2 separate regions of the Mus musculus genome follow, and region 1 is linked to region 2. Evidence: chromatin loops called from intact Hi-C (ENCODE). Cell type or tissue: left cerebral cortex. All regions are shown on one strand. Links, peaks and the distances in the headings refer to the core of each region. The heading gives the core; the rest is flanking DNA.

Region 1 (9,896 bases), core at 1,249-9,248, 460 kb before region 2:
CTAGCTGCATATGTATCAAAAGATGGCCTAGTCAGCCATCAAGGGAAAGAGAGGCCCATTAGTCATGCAAACTTTATATGCCTCATTACAGGGGCCAAGAAGTGGGAGTGGGTGGTTGGGGGAGTTGGTGGGGGAGCATGTGGGGGACTTTTGGGATAGCATTGGAAATGTAAATGAAATAAACACCCAATAAAAAAAAGAAGGAAAAAAAGATTTTCTGCCATGTGGGTTGTCCCAGAACAGGACCTGGAGTGTGTGGCACTCCAGGGAAGTCCTTTGTTCATGCAGATTCTGACCACTATAGTATCAGGAAGCATCATGAGGAATTACATTGGAGAGATAATCAGCAGGCTTAGAAGAAGGATATTCATGTTAACATGAGCCAAAACAAACCAACTGCATAAAACGTTGGCAGAACTTAGTAACGTGCACTGAAATACATTTTCTCTGGGATATTTAAAACAATATAGAAATATTTCACAGTAAGAGTGTATGGAGGATGGGGTGGATAAGGTCCTGATGGTGGAAATTTTAGTAATCAGAAAGACGTAATGGTTTTCAAGAAATTTGAATTAGGATAAGCTGAAGTTCCAACTATTGCATACATCATATTTCTAAAGATTATTTAAAGTCACATTAAAAGACTGCCCGTCTCATCATTTTTCCTAGTGATAAGTCACCAGAATTTAGCAATTTTTAATCATAAAAAGTTAACATTTTTGAGCATTAATGTTGAAACTCCATAGTAAATGCCACTTGACTCAAATTTAACATATGATTAGAATAAATGTCAGACTTTAAAATCAGGAGCTGACAAGTTGGCTCCTGGGTAAAGGCACTGTGTAACCTGGTGACTGGAGTCTGAGTTCCAAGACCCATATGAAGGTAGATGGAGAGACTCAATTTCATAAAGTTGTGCTTCTGACATCATGATGTGAGCCATGATATGTGTGCCACTTACACACATCATGAACACACCTCATACTCCACAGTAACAGTAATAGAGTCAAGAAAAATAAGCAAAAACTGGTAGGTGCTTCTTATACATTCTTCTTAATGGGATGGACAGGGGTCAGCAACGAAAGCTATTATGTGCATGGTTTTTAATTAATTATTTTATTTATTTACACTCTGGTCATTACCCCCTTCCCTAACCTCCTCCCTGGTTCCTCATTCAATTCCTCCTCCCCCTTACCTCCAAGAAGGTGGTCCTCCATCCTGGGTATCCCCCTCCCCTGGGGCCTCAAGTCTCTTGAGGATCAGGCATATCTTTCTCACTGAGGCCAGACCAGGCAACTCCCTGCTATGTATGTCAGGGGCCTCAGACCAGCCTGTGTATGCTTGGTTGGTGGCTCAGACTCTGGGAGCATCCAGGGGTCAGGGTTAGTTGAGAATGCTGGTCTTCTTATGGGGTTGCCATCACCTTCAGACCCTTCAGTCTTTCCCCCAATTCCTCCATAGGGGTCCCTGACTTCAGTCCAATGGTTGGGTGTAAGTATCTGTGTCCTTTTAAAACGTGCTTTCTTCCCCTCCCTCCTCTTCCTCATACTAGTAGTACTGAGTAGATGTATGCAGCAAACACTAAAACTGAGGACATTTCTTCAGAATTCATTAACTGAAACCTGCAAAATAAGGGAAAGAATGCTTTCAAATGAAATCCTCCGCTCTAATTAATCCCAGAGAGAGGGAGAGATTGCAATGAAGTTGAATACAAATTCTTCTGTCAAGCCTCACGTTGTCTTCCTACGCTCACCACCCCCACCCCACCCCCACCCCGGGCCAGCTGAATTCAACAATTAGAAAAGGTTTATACAGTCACACATTTAGAATATCACTGATACAGAGAACTTTATAACTTTGGAGTTTCACATGATCAAATCAACACTTAATCTTCCAGGGAGTGATGCTGAGGACTTCAGTTAGGAAGCTGATTATAAGATCCCCTGATCTTTGGGGAAGGTACCGTTAAATTGACCATTGGGCATATGCTTGGTTTTAATCCCTTACATTAAATTTTGCTGAGCCAATTAACAACACTAACTTTTCCCTGTTTTATACTGAAACTTAGTGTGATAAACATATTATCCATAGGAAATAGTTTTCATGTTAAAACAGTAGACATTTATTGAATTTTCTTTACTCCAAAAGCTCTTAAAATTATCTGAAAAAATTTTTTTAGTCTTCCTATACAAATAAATAGAAATGAACAATATTTAAGAAATGCTTTTTCTACTTTGGCCTGGAGGACATTTTGGATCAAGTTGTGGGGTTGCATTTCCCTGTACTTAGCAGCATCTCTAGGCAGCATTCCACTCATTATGACAACCACAGATGTCATCAGTATTGACACATGACCCACAATTCCACCTCCCACCTTCCAAGGGACATAATTAACCTTTGCTGAGAACCACTGCTGAAAGCTACTGTTTTTCAGAACTTGTAATATAGACAGAAAGACAGCAGAATACACTCTCTTAAAATATACCCTTTGGCTATGAGGATTATTTTGAGCTGAAAAATGTTTTTAAAAATCTATTAGGTCCAATAAAGTCCTGTATGGAAGGCAGCCATCTTATCACCAGGGATTGAGAGTCAAGGTGGACAGAATTGCTTAGAGAAAACCCTGGTAAGCTGGCTTTATTTTTATGGATACTTCTCAACAATTCACTAGCCTTGGTTATGTTTTCACAATTCCTACTTCTTCTCATATAACTAAATATACAATACACATTTATATAAATTACATATAATTTTTAAATATATGTATAATATTTAGATTATAGTGTAAATGAAACATACCATAAATATAAATATAATATTATATCTATATTGTAACAAATAATATATTTTAATAGGAATATTCATAATATAAATAAAACAAAATATTCAACACATAAAAATTCAAATTGCTCATCTTCTTTAGGTCTTCCCTTCCTCAGAGGTACCAATAACGTATAACATTTAAGCACATAAACACGTTCTTCTCCTTTTATTCTGTCTGTATCAATTCTATTTATAGGTGTACCCCAAAACTCTGAGTAGAAACATAAACATTTTCCTTCCTACACCCCAAAATGAACAACGGCCCTAGACAGCAGGAAGCAGCTGCTGAGACATGACACCCTTGTTCCCTTTTCACCATCAGCTTCTCCCCTCTCTTTTTCTTTCTCTCTCTCTCTTTCTCTTTTTTTTTTTTGTTATTTTGTTTTGTTTTGTTTTGCTTTGCTTTGTTTTGTTTTTTCGAGACAGGGTTTCTCTGTATAGCCCTGGCGGACCTGGAACTCACTTTGTAGAACAGGCTGGCCTCGAACTCAGAAATCTGCCTGCCACTGCCTCCCAAGTGCTGGTATTAAAGGTGTGTGCCACCACCGCCCGGCTCCCCCTCTCTTTTTCTTTCCTTCTATTTACAATAACAAGAAGGGAGGTATATTGGCATCAGGACCTCCCAACCCTATGACATCACATAGGCAACTACGCGACCTACAACATATTCCCAGCATCTACTTGGCTCACATCCCATCTTTACCTGCGTTATGTCATTTTCCATGTAAATAAGGAGAACGCCCCTCCCTCACTCTCTCTCTTCTTCTCTTTCTTCCACCACTTTCTCTCTCTCTCCCAATAAAACCTCTTCCACGTGGAACTGTCTTGGTCTAGTGTGCTGTTGAGACATGACCCGCCATTCTAACACATCAGTTTTAGTGCAACATCAGAAAAGCAGACTGGGTAGTCTTATCACTTTTGAGTATATTCTAAAGCCCTTGCATTGGGGAATCAAAAACTTCCTTCTCTTTTATTGAGCTGTATCTGAAATATTCATTGTTTTTATTTTTTGTTTTGCTTAAGAGAAAAGAGCTGTCTTTTCCACTGCATTGAGCGGAAGAGCTCTTCATTTTCTCCATTGAAAGGATTCCTTAGCATTGTCTCAAAGGACCCATTGCAACAGAGTACTTCAAGTTGACCAGTTCTCCATGTCAGATGAGAACACAGAGACTGTGAATAAACAGCCGAGGTGCGTCTTCCTTGTTAAACTCAGTGCAGAGCGTATGCAAAGGCAGTAAGTGGCTGCTTTTTATTGATGCTCTCTTTTACAACCACACAGTTTCATGTTTTAATGAGCCCAGGCTTAAGTAGTAAAGGTCTCTTCTGACGTCCAAGGCCAGCAGTGTCTCGATTTCATAATAGTCCAATTCTTATTGAGTTCAGGAAAGAAGAGAAGTCATAATAGTCATTTTAGAAACATTTGATGGAACTTCCAAGCCCTTCTAGGCACATTTACATTACCCCCATTTGCTCGGGGTGGAAAGGCAATTACTCTGTGGAGATGGTGCAGTCAAGTCTGTAAACAGTTATTACATTTCAATTAAAGCTGCATGAAACTCTACATATTTGGTTTGCAGGAAATTAATGCAAATCTTTTTTGATGTTTCAATTCGCAAGGGTGAACTATCCCACACATTTGGCTCTAGGCATAACACTCAGGCCCTTTCAAACATCAAAGACTATTTTCCCAACGTAAAACATTTGACCTGGGGTTAAATTTTCCTAAAATACCAGTCTGTACTTAAACGCCCAAGTTTTCAAGCTGTATGGAAGTTTTGCTAAAAGAAATCAACGTAAGGTAACTTTCTAGCAGGGAACACATTTTCTGTAAAGCTTTTAGTGTCCAACATGCACTGGATCTGTTCATTGCCTTGGCTGAGAATCCATAAATCATAAACAGAAACTAGATTTTTTTTTTGCTTATGAAAGATTGAGAGGAAATAAACTAACGTGCATTAAACACCTACTATATCCGCATCACTTTTCTGGAATGGTTTTATTAAATTCACCCATTAACACTGTATGTATGTATGTATGTATGTATGTATGTATGTATGTATGTATGTATGTATGTATATGAGTACACTGTGACTGTACAGATGGTTGTGAACCTTCATGTGGTTGTTGGGAATTGAATTTAGGACCTCTGCTCACTCCGGTCAACCCAGCTCACTCCAGTTGGCCTGGCCCCCTTACTCTGGTCAACTCCGCTCAGTCTGGCCCATGGATTATTTATTATTATCCATAAGTACACTGTACATTCCTCTTTATTCAGGGAAACTTCTTAAATTACACAGGTGGGTGGTGGTACCACAAATAGATGCACAACTTTCTTTTTTTTCTGAAGCCCTTGGCATGTCTATCTTCCACCAAATGAAAATATAAGGACTGTAGTTCATGTTCACAACCATCACATGGTTTTTTGTTGTTGTTGTTGTTGCTGTTTCTAGTGCTCATTCCCTTCCCTCGGACACTCTCTATAATAGCTGAGGTGGTCATCTACTCTTTGTATGAGTAACCTCCCCCACATTTCTGTTTTAGAAAAACACACAAATAACACACACACAAATGATCAAGGGACTGTTTTCAGCCTCCCTCCCCTTCTCTCAAGATGTGTTACATATGGTGGGGTGGGGGTTGGGCAGGCAGAGCAAGACTGCAGGCAGAATAGAGGACTTCACACTTCCATCGCTTCCCATGAAAAATAACATATGGGCAGAACATTTATTTGAAAGAACAGATTTGTTTCTAGTTGCTCTCCAGCAGTTGAAAGAGAAAGAAAGAAAAAGAAAGCCTTTTAACAGCCATCTGAAAATACTCCCCCAAGGAAAGAAATAGAGTTGATCTTTTTAGGGATTACAGAATTAACATGAACAACTCTGAGTCATAAGGAGTCCACGGAAATGTATTCCCGGCGCTCCTGCTGTCGTGAATCTACCTCTCCACTAGGGATGGCAACACAGTCTGTGCTCCAGCTCATGATTTGTAATTTTTGTAGAAAAGACATTTAAACATAATGCATTTTTCTTTTAGCCATTTTTCAAATGAACCCTCTATTTTATCCCTTACTCGGCTTTTTTTTTTTTTTCAACCTTCTCAACTTCCTGATACACATACTCCAAAAGTCATTCCAGAAGATGAGAAAACAAGTCCCTGACCTCCATCATTTGTATTCCAAAGGCCATTTGTTTCCCATCATGCCAGTTTTGGTTGAGATCTGGTTGAGATCTGGACTGATTCACAACTCTTGGCACTGTCAAATTCCTCAGGCCCAGAAAAAGAAAAAAAAAAAAAAAAAGACATTGCCAGGAAACAAATTAAAAAGTTCAATTTAAAATTGTATCTACCCTCCAAGCTCCTGGTTTATAAAAGTATTCACAGCTTATGTCCAGGCTAAGATTTAATTTAAACCACATGAGAATTAAGGGGGATTAGCCTCCTGGAAGCTTGCTAATTTTTAAAAACAGAAATCAAAAGGGAATGAGAAAGCCTACAGGCATATTTGAAGAATATAAATGTGAGGGGCTGGAGAAGTGGCTCAGTGGTAAAGAGCACTTTGTTGTCTTGGCTGAGGACCTGGGTTAGGCTCCCAGCATTCCCAGGGTGGCTCCCAACCAACTACCTCCCTCTTCTTACCTCTGCAGGCGTCAGGTATGCAGGTAGATGGTACATATGTGCGTGAAAAGGCGATGAGTAAAGGCTTTCATTGATGCTCCCCTTTTACAACAACGTAGTTAGTTGTTTTAATGAAACCAGGCTTAAGTAATAAATGTCTCTTCCAAGTCCAAAGGCCAGCAGTGTCTTAATTTCATGATTGTCGAGTCCTCCTGAAGTTCACAAAAGAAGAAGACACTGTTCTTGTCAGGCATTTTAGGAACATTTGATGGGACTTCCAAACCCTTCTAGGCACATTTACATTGATCCCCCATTTATGTGGAAAAAGCATCCACACATGCAAGCAAAACACTAGCACACATAAATCTTTTTAAAAGGTTTTTTTTTTTTTTTTAAAGAATGTATGTGAACTTTTCTCATATATCCAGCATAAGTGATCACAGAAATGGACCCTCCTTTTGTGGTTGCCATGGCGCTAAGAAAGATTCATCACCTCCCTGTAGCAAACTCTGATGAGACCATTCTTTCTCCCCATCAAGATTTGCACCTTTATCAACCCATGGTTGGTGGCTGTGCACGAGGTCCCACCTTACCTGGCAATTGCTCCTTTAATTAGCTGTTTAGCTGACCATCTGAAGACCTTCCTGAAGGAAGCCTTTTAAGTGAGAGCCGATCCTAGGAAAGGCAGAACGCAACTCAGACCCGAGGAGTCAGAAAACACAAATGCTCATCAGCACACAAAGTGGGCTTGGGATAAATGCAAAATTATCATCAAGTCCTGTTGTTGAGAAAAATAAAGCAATTTTTTTTGTTTTATTGATTCAAAATTGATTTTTTTCCATATAATATATTCTGATTATGGTTTTCCCTCCCTCAGCTCCTTCCAGATCTTTCCCACCTCCCCTCCTGCTCAAATCTACACTCTTTTCTCTCTCTCTCTCTTTCTCATTAGAAATCAGGCATCTAAAAAATACTCAAATACAACAAAATAAAATAAAAGGATAAAATCAAAACAAACAAACCAAAATAAGAGAAAAGAGACAAAGCCAAGAAAAGAAAAGGGGCCAAGGAAAAGGCACACAAACACACAAGGACAGAGACACATGCCTTGGCACACGGTGGATTCCAACAGAAAGACTAAGTCAGAAACCATACTTTATGTTCAGAAGACCTGTAGGGTAAAAGGGCAAAAAGGACCTTCAAAATCACTATTGGGTTTGCTTTGTGTTGACCATTAAATTGTAGTACAGAAGGAAGATGGAAAGTACATTTTTAGCATACTAATATCTTTACAGTTGGATGATTCCAGGTGGGTTTTCACAAATGCTGATAGATTCTTATGGAATTATTCTTTCATAATTTAAAAAATATATTTGTTGTTTTGTTTTTATTTTTACATTCCTCTCTCTGTGTGTCTGTCTCTCCCTCCCTCCCCCTTCCTGTCCCCCTCCCCTCCCCTTCCTCTCTCTTTCATTCTCTCTTTCTCTTTCTCTCTCTCTCTCTCTCTCTCTCTCTCTCTCTCTCTCTCTCTCCCCTCTCTCTCTCCCTCTCTCTCTCTCTCTCTCTCTCTCTCTCTCTCTCTCTCTCTCTCTCGTGTGTGTGTGTGTGTGTGTGTGTGTGTGTGTGTGTGTGTGTACACTGGCCATTTATGTCAGGAAACATCCCCAGCCTCATGTTTATCTATCTAGTAATGCATGGTCTCTCACTGAGACCCTGATGCGGCTTGCTTTGGGGACCTTCCTGTCTCAATATTTTCATGCTGGGATTCCAGAAGGGCTCAGACACATGGAGCATTTACATTGGGCAAGATCCAAACTCCAATCCTAACACAGAAGTGACAAGCCTTTTGACTCCTGAGTGAGCTTCTCAGCCCCTGAATTTCTCATTTTGATGTTGCTATTTCAGACTGCCCAGCCTTCTCATGCAGTCTCTTCTCCACACAAAGGCTAATCGTGGCTTTGACACACTGAGGTCTGCCAAAAGGAAGCTCAAAAATATATGTATGTCTGGACCCTCGATGCTCACAAAGGCTGTATCGTGTAAGTCCATGTGGATCTAGTACCCACCATATACAAACCTGAGCTGAGAAGTTACTGTTTCAAAACATTTCCTAAAACAGTAGTAACTCCTCTTTCCACTCTTTCAGAGCAAGAGCTTTGAATTGTGACCGTTCTTGATAATGAAGAAAATCTTCTTCACTCAAGTTGTATCTCTGAATCTTGACGATCTTCCTCTGTCTCTCAATTTACTAAGTAGTTCCAAATTATCGTTGAATCATATCAAGCCATGCCCAATTCTCTTGGGCTCAATCTTGTCTTATTTTTCTCTATAAAGAAATATCATGTAATATCTCTATTGAAAGCACTCTATAAACCTTCCGTGCCGTGCACACCTTTAATCCCCAGCACTTGGGAGGCAGAGGCAGGCAGATTTCTGAGTTTGAGGCCAGCCTGGTCTACAGAGTGAGTTCCAGGACAGCCAGGGCTATACAGAGAAACCCTGTCTCGAAAAACAAACAAACAAACAAACAAACAAACAAACAATAAATAAATAAATGTATAGATAAATAAATAATCATCCATACTATGAATAGGAAAAGCCACGTCCTTTGTAACTGCTTTAAAAGTTCCATGTGTGTTACACTTCTCCCTCTCTCTCTATCTCTCTCTCTTTTGGTTTTTCCAGACAGGGTTTCTCTGTATAGCCCTGGCTGTCCTGGAACTCACTTTGTAGACCAGGCTAGCCTCACTCCCGGCTTTCATTTCTCGGTCCTTTCACTCTATATTTCCAAAAATCATGAACAGTCATGGCTCAGTTTTTCTCTCTGGACACAGTGCCCTTCCTTCATTTATTCATGCAGGTATTCTCAAGTCATCCTTCATCAGCTATCATATTGATCCTTACCAGCTCACTGAAAATTTAGTCTCTCCAGTTCTTCTCAGCCCCTTCTTTACTTGACTTTATCACAGGGCATCAAATAAACTATTGAATTCCCTTACTATCTTTCACCTCTGTTAGCTTTTGTTCAGAACTAGACCATAAGCTCTGTGAAGGTGGGACTTTTGGGGAATTTACTAATCATTCTACCCAGCACCTGAAACTGGAACTGGTACAATATGATGAATATTGATGAATAAAGAATTATAAATGCTTTTTTTTGTGAAGGGTATTTCTTAGTGTGTATCTTATAACAAGATTAATAATTGAACTAAAACCTACTTAAAAGATGATATTAGTTCTACAGACTGAATTTAACCAATATAGACCAAATCTCTGTAGGGCACAATAGAAGGAATGGATAATGGCAAAGAATAATAAGCAAAGAATAGGAAAAAAGGAACACAGAATGGGCAGTAGATAAAAACTGGCTATTCCTATTGATTTGAAGGAAAATTAAAGTGATTTGCTGGCCAGAGACCTACCTTCTATCAGTAGCTCTTTCTCCTCCTTGTTCTATA
Region 2 (9,896 bases), core at 633-8,632:
ACACCATCTCTCAATTCAACCTGCATCCAATTTAGAACGAGGATCTGAAAGGACCCCCCCCCCCCTTTTAAACTGAAAAGAGTTAGTTCTGAGCCATGATGATAAGAATCTAGCTCAGAAAATTCTGTGAAAGAAAGATCAAGGCCTAGGCTATCTGGAGGTCCAGTCTTCCAAATTGAGGAACAACTCTTCCTTCTATTTTAAAGCCCAAGTACATTTTTACAGGTCCTGTCTAACGTAGACTTTAAGACACTCTAAGCTCTGGCTGAGTGATGGTGGCGCGTGCCTTTGAGCCCAGCAGAGGCAGGCAGCTCTCTGTGAGTTCAAGGCTAGTCTGATCTATAAAGTGAGTTTCAGGACAGCCAAGGCTATAGACAGACACCCTGTCTCGGGGGGGGGGGGGGGGGGGAAGGAGGAAGAAGAAAGGAAGGAAGCAAGGAAGGGAAAAAAGAAAAGAAAGGAAAAGAAAGGGGAAAAAAGAAAAGAAAGGAAAATTAAGAAAAGGGAGAGAGAGAAAGAGAAAGGGATTCTAAGCAAAATCATGCTATGACTGAACATCTGAGGGGAAAACCTTACTTGCTGTGTTTAATTTGGAATCCATGATAAAGTATTCAAATTCCAAACATCCATCTTACAAATGTCCTGTTATGTGGTTTCGCTTGTTTATTTGGTCTGGTCAACAAGCAGGCCCATTTATCTATATAGAATGACTCAGAGAGGTTAAGGGACTGCTCAAAGTCCCAAAGAGCCTGACACAGGCCAAGGACGAATTGTGTCTAATATTCCTTTTACACCAAGGGCCAACTTGTCTAAGAAGGAGAGAGGCCTCATAGCAAACAGTGTTATCTCCTGGGTGTGGCCATTTCAAGACTGTCCAGAGATGGCCAATTAGCAATGTGAAGTTCTATCACTCAGTCCATGCAAAGTGTAGGCAAATCACCCAGGGCAATATCCCTATGGCTATGTGCCTGGTTCCAAAGTCAGAAAGGCCTGAGTTCACATGGCATACTAGATGTTTGGCATTGGGGCAAATTAAGCTATCTTAATGTTCTACCCAGAAAATGAAACATAAAAGGTCCTGGTCTACCTGTCGATCCAACCCAGGTGGTGAAAGAGCCAATGGCAGTAGGCACTGATCATCACAAGCCTCACAAGCCCTTTTTCTAGGAGCACAAACCCATTTAGCTTATTGACCCAAGGGTACAAAATTATCATGGATGAAAACTACAAAACAGATTCAGTCCTGTTTACGGTGTAACTGTCATGTCTAACCAATTTACACTTATGTTCGTTTATGGAGTCTTCTCAAATATAGTCCATTGGTTAGTCATCTTTCCAAAAAGGTAGGGATGGCTTAGATGGAAAGGGGAAAGGTAGAGAGACTTCTGGCTATAGTGTGACAGCTACAAACAATGAAGCGCTGCTCTGAGTTCATCAAGTCAGCTTAACAGCATTAAAGTCCCTGAGAGCCTTTGCATGCCACCATGGGATACAGAGGGACACACAAGACTTTGAGTTGGCAGTAACGATTTGGGGTCATGTGTTGACTGAAAAATGACTTAATTTTATGCAAGCAATGATGTAGATAAGCTAAAGCTATGTGAGGTGACCCTCACCGTACTGTTCCAACAGCTCCTGGTGAATGACTTATCACTTAAAGGACAATTAAAGTCACAATTTTAAGTCATACTTAAACAGGAAGTACTCCTCTTACTTTGCTACGAATCTAGAAAAATCATCTCAGGAATATGCTGATCATGGACTCATCCATAAAAATGTTTTATGCTTACAAAGACAATGACATAGATTTGGTTTCTGTGGTTTTTGAAACACAAAGTCTTACTGTATAGTTGTGGCTGACCTGGATGGAACTGGCTGTGTAAACCAGACTGGGCTCAACTGCTACGAGACCTGCCTGCCTCTCTGCCAGTGCCTTTGTAATACACATGAAAACTACAAAAATATTGTCAAAATGGCATGCTATGAGATGACCATCTAAAGGCTCACTAAAGACCAATGTAGCCATGGTGTCTTCTGTCAGCGTTAATCTGAGGTAGTGTCTCCAAATACAGGAATCCAGCTAACTCAAGTTAACTTCCTGCCCAGTGGTCATTCTGATGTTGTAGGTCTGGTCTAGGATTAGTCATCCTTGTCCTACCAAGAACAGGGTCACAAATGGCCTTCACTATCTAAGGGAGGAAGAAAAGAGGATACCACTGTTTCTTAATGAAGCTTTTAAAAAGCATCATTTCAAAATCCCCAAGAACAAAAGGTGTATGATCTGTTTGCTTTCTGAAATGCCCTTAAGCTTAGCCTTCTGTATGTTCCTTGTCTACACATCCCTCAAGGTTAGTTTCTATATAAAGGCTCAATAACCTACCACTTGGACCTACATGTTTAAACAGTTTGTCCAACTCTGTCAAGACTCATGTGCACTCCTCAAGACTCATGTCTGACCCCAGCAAGTGAGCCCTCACTAACCCTTTAATGTGTTAAGTTCCCCCAGTTTCTAGTTCCTTCTGTTTGACTCTCAGACGATTCAAATAACTTCTTTGCCATCAGTATTCCCTGGGGGTACGCAAATCCCCAAAGGAGCTCTGTGTCGTCAGTACTATAGTACGTAGCAGGAAGGCTCATAGGTATCAGAAATTGAAGCTTGGAATATTCCTTAAGAGTATCTACCAATGGAGGCATTCAAAGAAGAAAAAGGAATACAATTTTATGATGGGTGTCTTTTTTTTTTTTTAATTCCTGTTTGACAACCTAAGCAATGAAGTTATTCATAAATCCGACTGATTTAAAGCTGCAATCAGAACACTAGTGTTAATATTCCACAAATGGTTTTAAAAACATGTTATCAAACCTCACTGCTAACAGGAGGTTTACCCTGGAGCAGCTCAAAATCAAGACACAACACCTTAGCAATGCTGCTTTTTAACTTAAGCATAAACTAAACCACCAGAAACTACCAACAATACACATTTCTCTGGATTACCCAAGTCTGCAATCCTGGCAGGAAGCCTGTGTCGCAGCTCAGTCCAATTTGTAACACAGGGCATTTTACCCTAAAAGATGTTTTGACTCAGCTACGGTCCTGACACAAAAAATGAACTGGGCAGACTGACAGGGTCCACCTGTAAAAGTTTGACTGCAAAGACAGCGTCATCTGGGCTCTGCGTGCTCCCCGTAGGTAAACAAAATCTTTGCAGTTTCAGGTGATGATGCTTTCTAAAGCTGCTGGCAAACTCCGAGAAGCTTATCGAAAGCACCACAACCTGAAATCGGAAAAAGACGGGGCAAGTTTCTTTAAACTTTCACATGCAAAATGCAGCCCGCTAAATTTATAAAGACGAAGAAGTCTCAAAAATCATTAATATATGACCAGGGAAGAGTCCTAAGGTGGGGGGAGACCCAGAAACCTTTAATCACTAAACATGGACACCAGGACCCCTCCCTCCCTTCCTTGGAATGTGAAGCTCAAACCCCGTTAATATTTACAGCAAAATTACTAGTCAGGTGTGGTGGTGCACGCCTTTAATTCCAGTATTTGGGAGGCAGAGACAGGTAAATCTCTGCGTTCCAGGGTATCATGGTGTACATACTGAGCTCCGAGCCAGTCAAGGATACACAGTGAGACCCTTTTTCAAAAAACAAACAAAAAACCCAAAAATTACTTGTCAAAGTGTGAGTTATGGCGACAAAGAAACCTCATAAACAATCATAACAGAAAGCCACTTCCGGCAGAAAGGCCTGCAATTCCAGAACTATCTCAAAGGTAAGGATGACATAAGGGATAGTCACATCCTGTATTGAATGGGGTAATTTTCCTACAGTCCACATCAAGCCAGGCTTCATGGTGCTAAGTGTAATCTCAGTCAGACAGGAGGATCAGGAATTCTGGTCTTCCTTAGCTATATGGCAAGTTCAAGGCTAGCCCAGAGCCTCAAGACCTCTGGTCTCAAAACAAAACATTAGCATGTCAAGGCTTGTTTTAGGATCACAAAGCAAGACCCAACTTGTAAAAATAAGTCCTCAAACTTACTGTTAATTATGAATTCCTAATTTTAGCAGTCATCTTTTATAAATTATTTTTTTTCTTTAATTTGGGCAGTGTAAACCCTTTTAAATTACACCTCTCGAAATAAAAAAAAAAAAAAAAAAAAACAAAAAACAAAAAAACAAAAAACTGGTAGTAAATGACACAGCAGCAGACACTCAGTTTTTTTGTTTTGTTAAAATAGCTAAACCAAACATTAGCCAGAAGCAGTTGGCACGAACTACTCAAGTAGCTATGCTGTGCTGCACACACAGGCTCGGCTCAGTGGTCTGGGGAATGGAGGTGAGAGTCACAGGAAACAGCTGGATGCTAGGTCTGAGATACTTGCAGGCTTCACAGGCCGGATGTCACCTGAACTCTAAAACTGCAGTTTGAATAGGCGCTTCTTTTGTTCAAGCAGCAACAAAAAGTCTTGACAGCAAAGTCAAAGACACTTCTCTATTTCATTTATGATGATGACATCTTAGGTACTCAGGATAGACCTGAACAGTGTGGAAGAGTCCAGTGTTCAAAGCCAGTCAGGCAGCTTCCAAGGAGTTCCCAAATGATACACAAATTGGCCAGCAGGAGAGTGAGACCTGCTTTAAACCAGCCTGGGATATAATGCTCAAACTCAAATTTGAAATGAGGGACCTTTTAGAGAAAGGGCTAGATGAAATATGTCATTTAAAAAAAATGTCACAATGAGACCCATTATTGTGTAGAAAGAAGAAGAATCTGAGCTCCTGGTCTGGAGCTGTGCCATATTATCCGAGACGCCTGCATTCTGGGGGCTAAAGCAGGAAGATCTAGAGTGGGGGGGCCAGCCTGAGCTACATATAGAACAAGAGACCATCTCAGAAAGCAAAATAAGGGAAACAAAATCCAAACTCTTCCAAATAGCCTACTGACAAAAATATATGAATTCCATTCGTACTCTTAAATACATGGCATGTTTAGGGTTTAGTGATGTGTTTCTGGATCGTTAATAAAAGTATCAGGGAAACTTATTACAAATTAAAAAACAAAACAAAACAAAACCAAAAAACCTCCAATTTGTTTGGAAATACTACTGACTTAGAACAATTACTGACTTAAAGTCATTTAAATTGCCTCAATTCCCAGTGTTCACATGTTTTCACATGCTGCCCCTCCCCCAATCCAGTTAATTTTAACTGTAAAGCAGAACTCAAATTTCTGCTTTCAATTTCCACCAAAATATCAGTTTATCTTCTACAACCCCCAAACTAGCAGCATGTCTTTGCCCATGAGGTACACGTTACTAACCTCCAGCACAACACTCAGTTTCCCCTGCTATGGAAATGCGGACAAAGCCAGGGCTTCAACTTTTGAGAAAAGAAGTGCATCAACGTACCTGTTGTTGGATTCCAGCTTAGGGGATTTTATTTTATGTAACTCTTGCAAGATGAGAACCAGAAAGCGGCAGATGGCTCTGCTGTGATAAGCCTGTTCTTTAAGGCTATAGGTCACCTGCCCCAGGATTTTCTAAAGGAACAAATCCAAGGGGGCAAAAGAACTGTTTCTCAAAGGAGGGCCAGAGAGGATTGTTATCTTCACTTCCCCAGGAAGCAGTGACTGGGATCCTTTGGGCATCGCCACTTTTGGAAGATGTTACCTCTGTCTTTATCCTCATGAGATCATTAGCTTGTGAATGTGTCCATGCTTTTAACCTGAGTTAAAAAATCTAAAAGCCTTCCTCTAGTTCCTTCTGATTAGTTTCTAATTACACCTCTCCCAATGTGTTTGTGTGACCAGTGTGCAAGTGACATCCACACAGCTTACAAATCTAAGACGTCTGAGAAAAATATTTTGTAGCTGAACCTCTGTAATCATGACAAGAGATTGATTAAAATGCCAAGATAAGAAACAATTTATTATAGAGAGAAGAAAAATTTCTCATCCAAAATATAGAAATCTGTACAACTTTGCCACAATCAATATACATGAACTGTACAAATTTACACCAGTTCATAATTTACCAAATAAAAGATGACTAACAAAGTTCACAAAATAGATGGTGGTTTGTGGGAAAGACTCTTACCCAATTGAGTACAAGGAAAGTTACAAACCAGACCTCCACTTTCTAAAAATAAGAAGTTTACTCCACTCAGTCTTAGAAAACTACAAGCTAGCAAATGTACAGAGAGCTGGCTGGTGCTAACAACCACAGTTGAGACAGTGTCTTTTTGAAGGGTCTTTTCAAAGCCTGCTGCCATGGCAGAGCCTGGTCGCTCCCTACTCTCAACGCCAAAAACACAAGGTCTGACCATTTCCCCCAGGTCATGCGTACTAAGTTTGTCTTTATGTACATTTATACATTTTAAGTGCTAGGTAAAAGTCTCCGTGTAAAAATTTTTCCAGTACTACCATGCTTAAAACATTGAGCTTTCCTATTGAGCTGCCAAAAAAGTTACTGAGAACTTTCAAGTGTAATAGTGCAAATTCCCCTGCAAGGTTGACTGCGAAAGAGGGTTCTTTGAAAGACAGAATTTCCTTAAAGGGACTGCTGTGACAAATTGGGTATAAGGTCTGGGAGAAACTGAAACCACCCTTCGACTTCACTCCCTAGCAAATAAAGTGATCCTTTCCTTGGACTCACAGGCTATTTAAATCACTGAAAGGTACTGTCCAAACTATGGCACTGTCACTAAATTAAAAAAAAAAAAAAAGAAAGAAATAAAAAAATTATTACCACTCTATCTTGTGCCAGATCTTCACAGCTGTGACATGGTTTAAATTCCATAATCCATCCCCAAGAGGAGCCCACCCAAAGCAAAAAAAATCAAATTCATCCATCCATTATAAGATGATCCATCCAATAGACTATATCTTAACCTGATACAGTCATCATATTGTAGTTTTTGGAAGGGCTTGTTCTGCCCAAGAGAAGTTCCTCCTTACAGCTGATTCTGCTGTCTACCATTTGCACGTTGGTGCTGTTTTGAGTGCTACCTCCTGCTGGTGAGGCTTCGTACAGCACGCAGATGGAGCCATCCTCTCCAATCCGGTAGGACACTTCGTAGGGGTCAACCCAGAGTGTGAGTTCACTTGGGAGAAGCCTGAACAACTCCTGACTGCTCAGTCCAATCCGCTGGGCTGCCTGTCCAATCAGAGGATCCATCTTATGGTTGATGCGAATACAACGGTAACCTGATCCCTTGCACGGCTTTTCTGGGAACCAGTGATGTTTGTAATGTTCTGTGGAAGAAAAGAACAGAGAAACAATGCTCAGGACGGTAGTCAACGCAGCCGTACCGTAGCGTACTTTCCTCCTCCTGCTGCTAGCTTCTTAGCGAAGCGAAAATGAAAACCACCAACTTTCACAAATGTCCGGGACCGAATTCGCTGTCGTGAGACAGAATAGAGAAAGCAAAGACACTGTGGCAAACACTGTCCGGGTACTGACCGGTTGAGCCGCCAAAACAGGAATCCCGCGCGCAGCCCTGGATGGCCAACTAGCTGGATGGCACAGGCAAGCGGGCGGGAACCTGTTTACTTTCTCCACCCCAACGGGGTCCCATACAATAGACTTTATGGAACTGGTGGGGGGTGGGGGCAAGACAACGCCACTATGGCCAGTTAACCCCAAAGGGAAGAAAACCCAAGAAACCTTAAACCAAGATCTGGGTTGGGTTGTAATTGTACCGGTGACAAATCCGATGATTAATGGGCAAGAGGCACAGGAGGTGCGGAGACCTGGCACGTCCGTCCCGGGCCGGCTCCGAAACACAGAGGCGACAAGCCACCCAGGGGCTCAGCCGCAGACTCTCGCAACGGTCGCGGCGACCCGGCAGAGGAGACCGACGGGACTCCGGGCCCTGGGTCTTTTGTCCCCCGCGACCGGCCGGTAGCCGTCGGGGCGCAGCTCCGCGTCGCCCCGCTTCGGATCCTTTGTTGTGCGTGTCGCGGCGCCCCGCCGCCCAGCTCCCCCCCCCTCCCCCAGCCACGACCGGGACGCGCCCGTTAGTGGCGACCCGCGACGGTCCCCGCGCCCCGCTCACCTGCCAGCAGCTCCTGCAGGCTCTGGCTGAAAGTCTGCAGCTGTCGCTCGCTCGTGAGCCCCTTGGTGCGGAGGAACTTGGAGATGAAGGACACCGCGGCGGCGATCTCGCCTATCATGGTGGCGGCCCGGGTGTAGAAGGGATGCATGGGGGCGGCGGCCGGGGGTGGCCCGGGGCGGCCGGGGCTCGGCCCCGACGGCGAAGCGGCCACCCCGGGCTCTCGCCCAGACCCGACGGCCGAGAGGAAGCGAGGGCGCGAGGCGCGGACGGCTACTGGTTCTAGGGGATTTTTTTTCTTTCCTTTAGAGTAAAAAAGTTATTTTCAAGCCAGGAGGCGGCAGGAGAGACAGAGAGAGACGAGCGATGGCGGCCTGGTCACATCGCTCGGACCTCCCCAGCCGCCTCCGCCTCCAGCTCGGTAGCCTCCGAGGATCCCGAGAGTTGCATTTCCAGCTCCGAGGGGCGAAGAGCTGCCGCCGCCGTGCAGCTCATTTTATAGGGCTGCGGAAAGGAAGTGGCGTACCCGGGGCGTGAGGGCGGACGCCAGCCAATCCGGAGATCGCACCATTGTGACGCAGGCAGATTCGGGGCTGGAGGGGGCGGGAGAAAGGCCGCCAGGGGGCGTGCCCAGAGGCCGGGATGAGAGGGAGGAGCTGACGTAATCTGCTTGTAAACAAATAAACCCCCCGAGTGGCAGCCTGAGACTCCGGAGCGGTGGAGGGCGGAGAAAGAAGCCAAGGAGGCGCGTGTGAAAGCTCCGCCCCCGAGCTAGCTCCGCCCCCGGTTCGGGCCAGCGGGGACCCTCCAGTCCCCGAGCGGGCTCCGGGTTCCTCACTTACTGCGGTGTGGCTGGAACCTCAGGACTGAGGTTCGGTCTCCGCAGCCCCAGTCCTTTGCGTACCCCATGTTTACATCTGAGCCCAGTTCCAGCCGGCTTGGCTGGCAGCCCTGGCGGGAGGAGCGTGCGGTGGCGGAGACTAAGGCTCCGCTAGGGAATGGAAGGAAGGACTCGCTCCCTGGAGCTATCCTGCGGCTTAATCCAAGCCATTGCCCCTAGGGTTTGCAGAACCCCGGGGGGCTGGGGGGGGGGAGAAGATGAGCCTTGAAACTCATAAAAATCTGCATATGTATTTTAGAAAGGCACAACAAATTCGTTTTTCTAGTTCAAGTGATGTCAGAACTTTAGAGTTGTGCTGCTGTTGACACATAAGATAAAACTTTAAGCTTGTCGAGAGTGTTAAGCATAGACACCCATATTTACTGGCAAAGACGGTTGTAAACAGCCTAGAAAAAAAGGAAAGCATGAGCCTGCTAAAACTATTAGACCCAAAATAGGGTTAACCCAACTCTCTTAAAGTAGGAGAAGGGAGAGAAAACAATGAAGTCCAGGCAGGAAGAAGAAAGCAAACAAGAGGCAGAAGTTGAACTCTACCAGATGGAAATAAATATTTAGAGTTTAGTTGGTCATCAGATGCAATACACACCACTTTAAAATATATATATGTGTGTGTGTGTGTGTGTGTGTGTGTGTGTGTGTGTGTGTGTATGGAGCTAGAGGAGAAACAAGAGGATAATTGGTTCTGAAATTAATTTGAAAAGGTGACCTATACATCATTTATCATTAATATACAATACTTAAGTACCCACATATTATCTAAAGATAATGTTAGAAAGCACTTCAGAAAGTATCAAGTTTTTTTTTATAATAAACTGAATCAAAAAATAACATCTTTGTGCATGTGTGTGTGTGCGTGTGCGTGTGCGTGTGCGTGTGCGTGTGTGTGTGTGTGTGTGTGTGAATTGTCAGATAGGACTTTCTGAAAACAGACGCAGGGTTT

Evidence for each region. Peaks named below come from ENCODE experiments on the same cell type or tissue, not always from the same donor. Only the 100,000 strongest peaks of a DNase experiment are listed, where the experiment ranks them.
Region 1: it touches region 2 in a loop (2.1-fold over the local background); 3 of 42 quality-filtered maps call a loop at or near these places.

Annotation. Positions count from the first base shown.
Region 1 is chr10:97,073,942-97,083,837 of GRCm38, reverse strand. No RefSeq gene overlaps it. Among named protein-coding and RNA genes, the nearest start is that of 4930556N09Rik, 43 kb to the right of the region's middle. In left cerebral cortex, for the core only: a CTCF peak has its summit at 5,774; DNase peaks (open chromatin) are centred at 5,520 and 5,695.
Region 2 is chr10:96,615,635-96,625,530 of GRCm38, reverse strand. It overlaps Btg1 (BTG anti-proliferation factor 1), which reads right to left and starts at 8,530. Exons shown (of 2, transcript NM_007569.2): 1 at 8,059-8,530; 2 at 2,718-7,255. The coding sequence starts at 8,206. The coding sequence ends at 6,888. In left cerebral cortex, for the core only: CTCF peaks have their summits at 4,632 and 7,011 (motif pointing left); DNase peaks (open chromatin) are centred at 7,082, 7,428, 7,784, 8,179 and 4 more places; H3K4me3 peaks cover 5,776 bases; H3K27ac peaks cover 1,730 bases.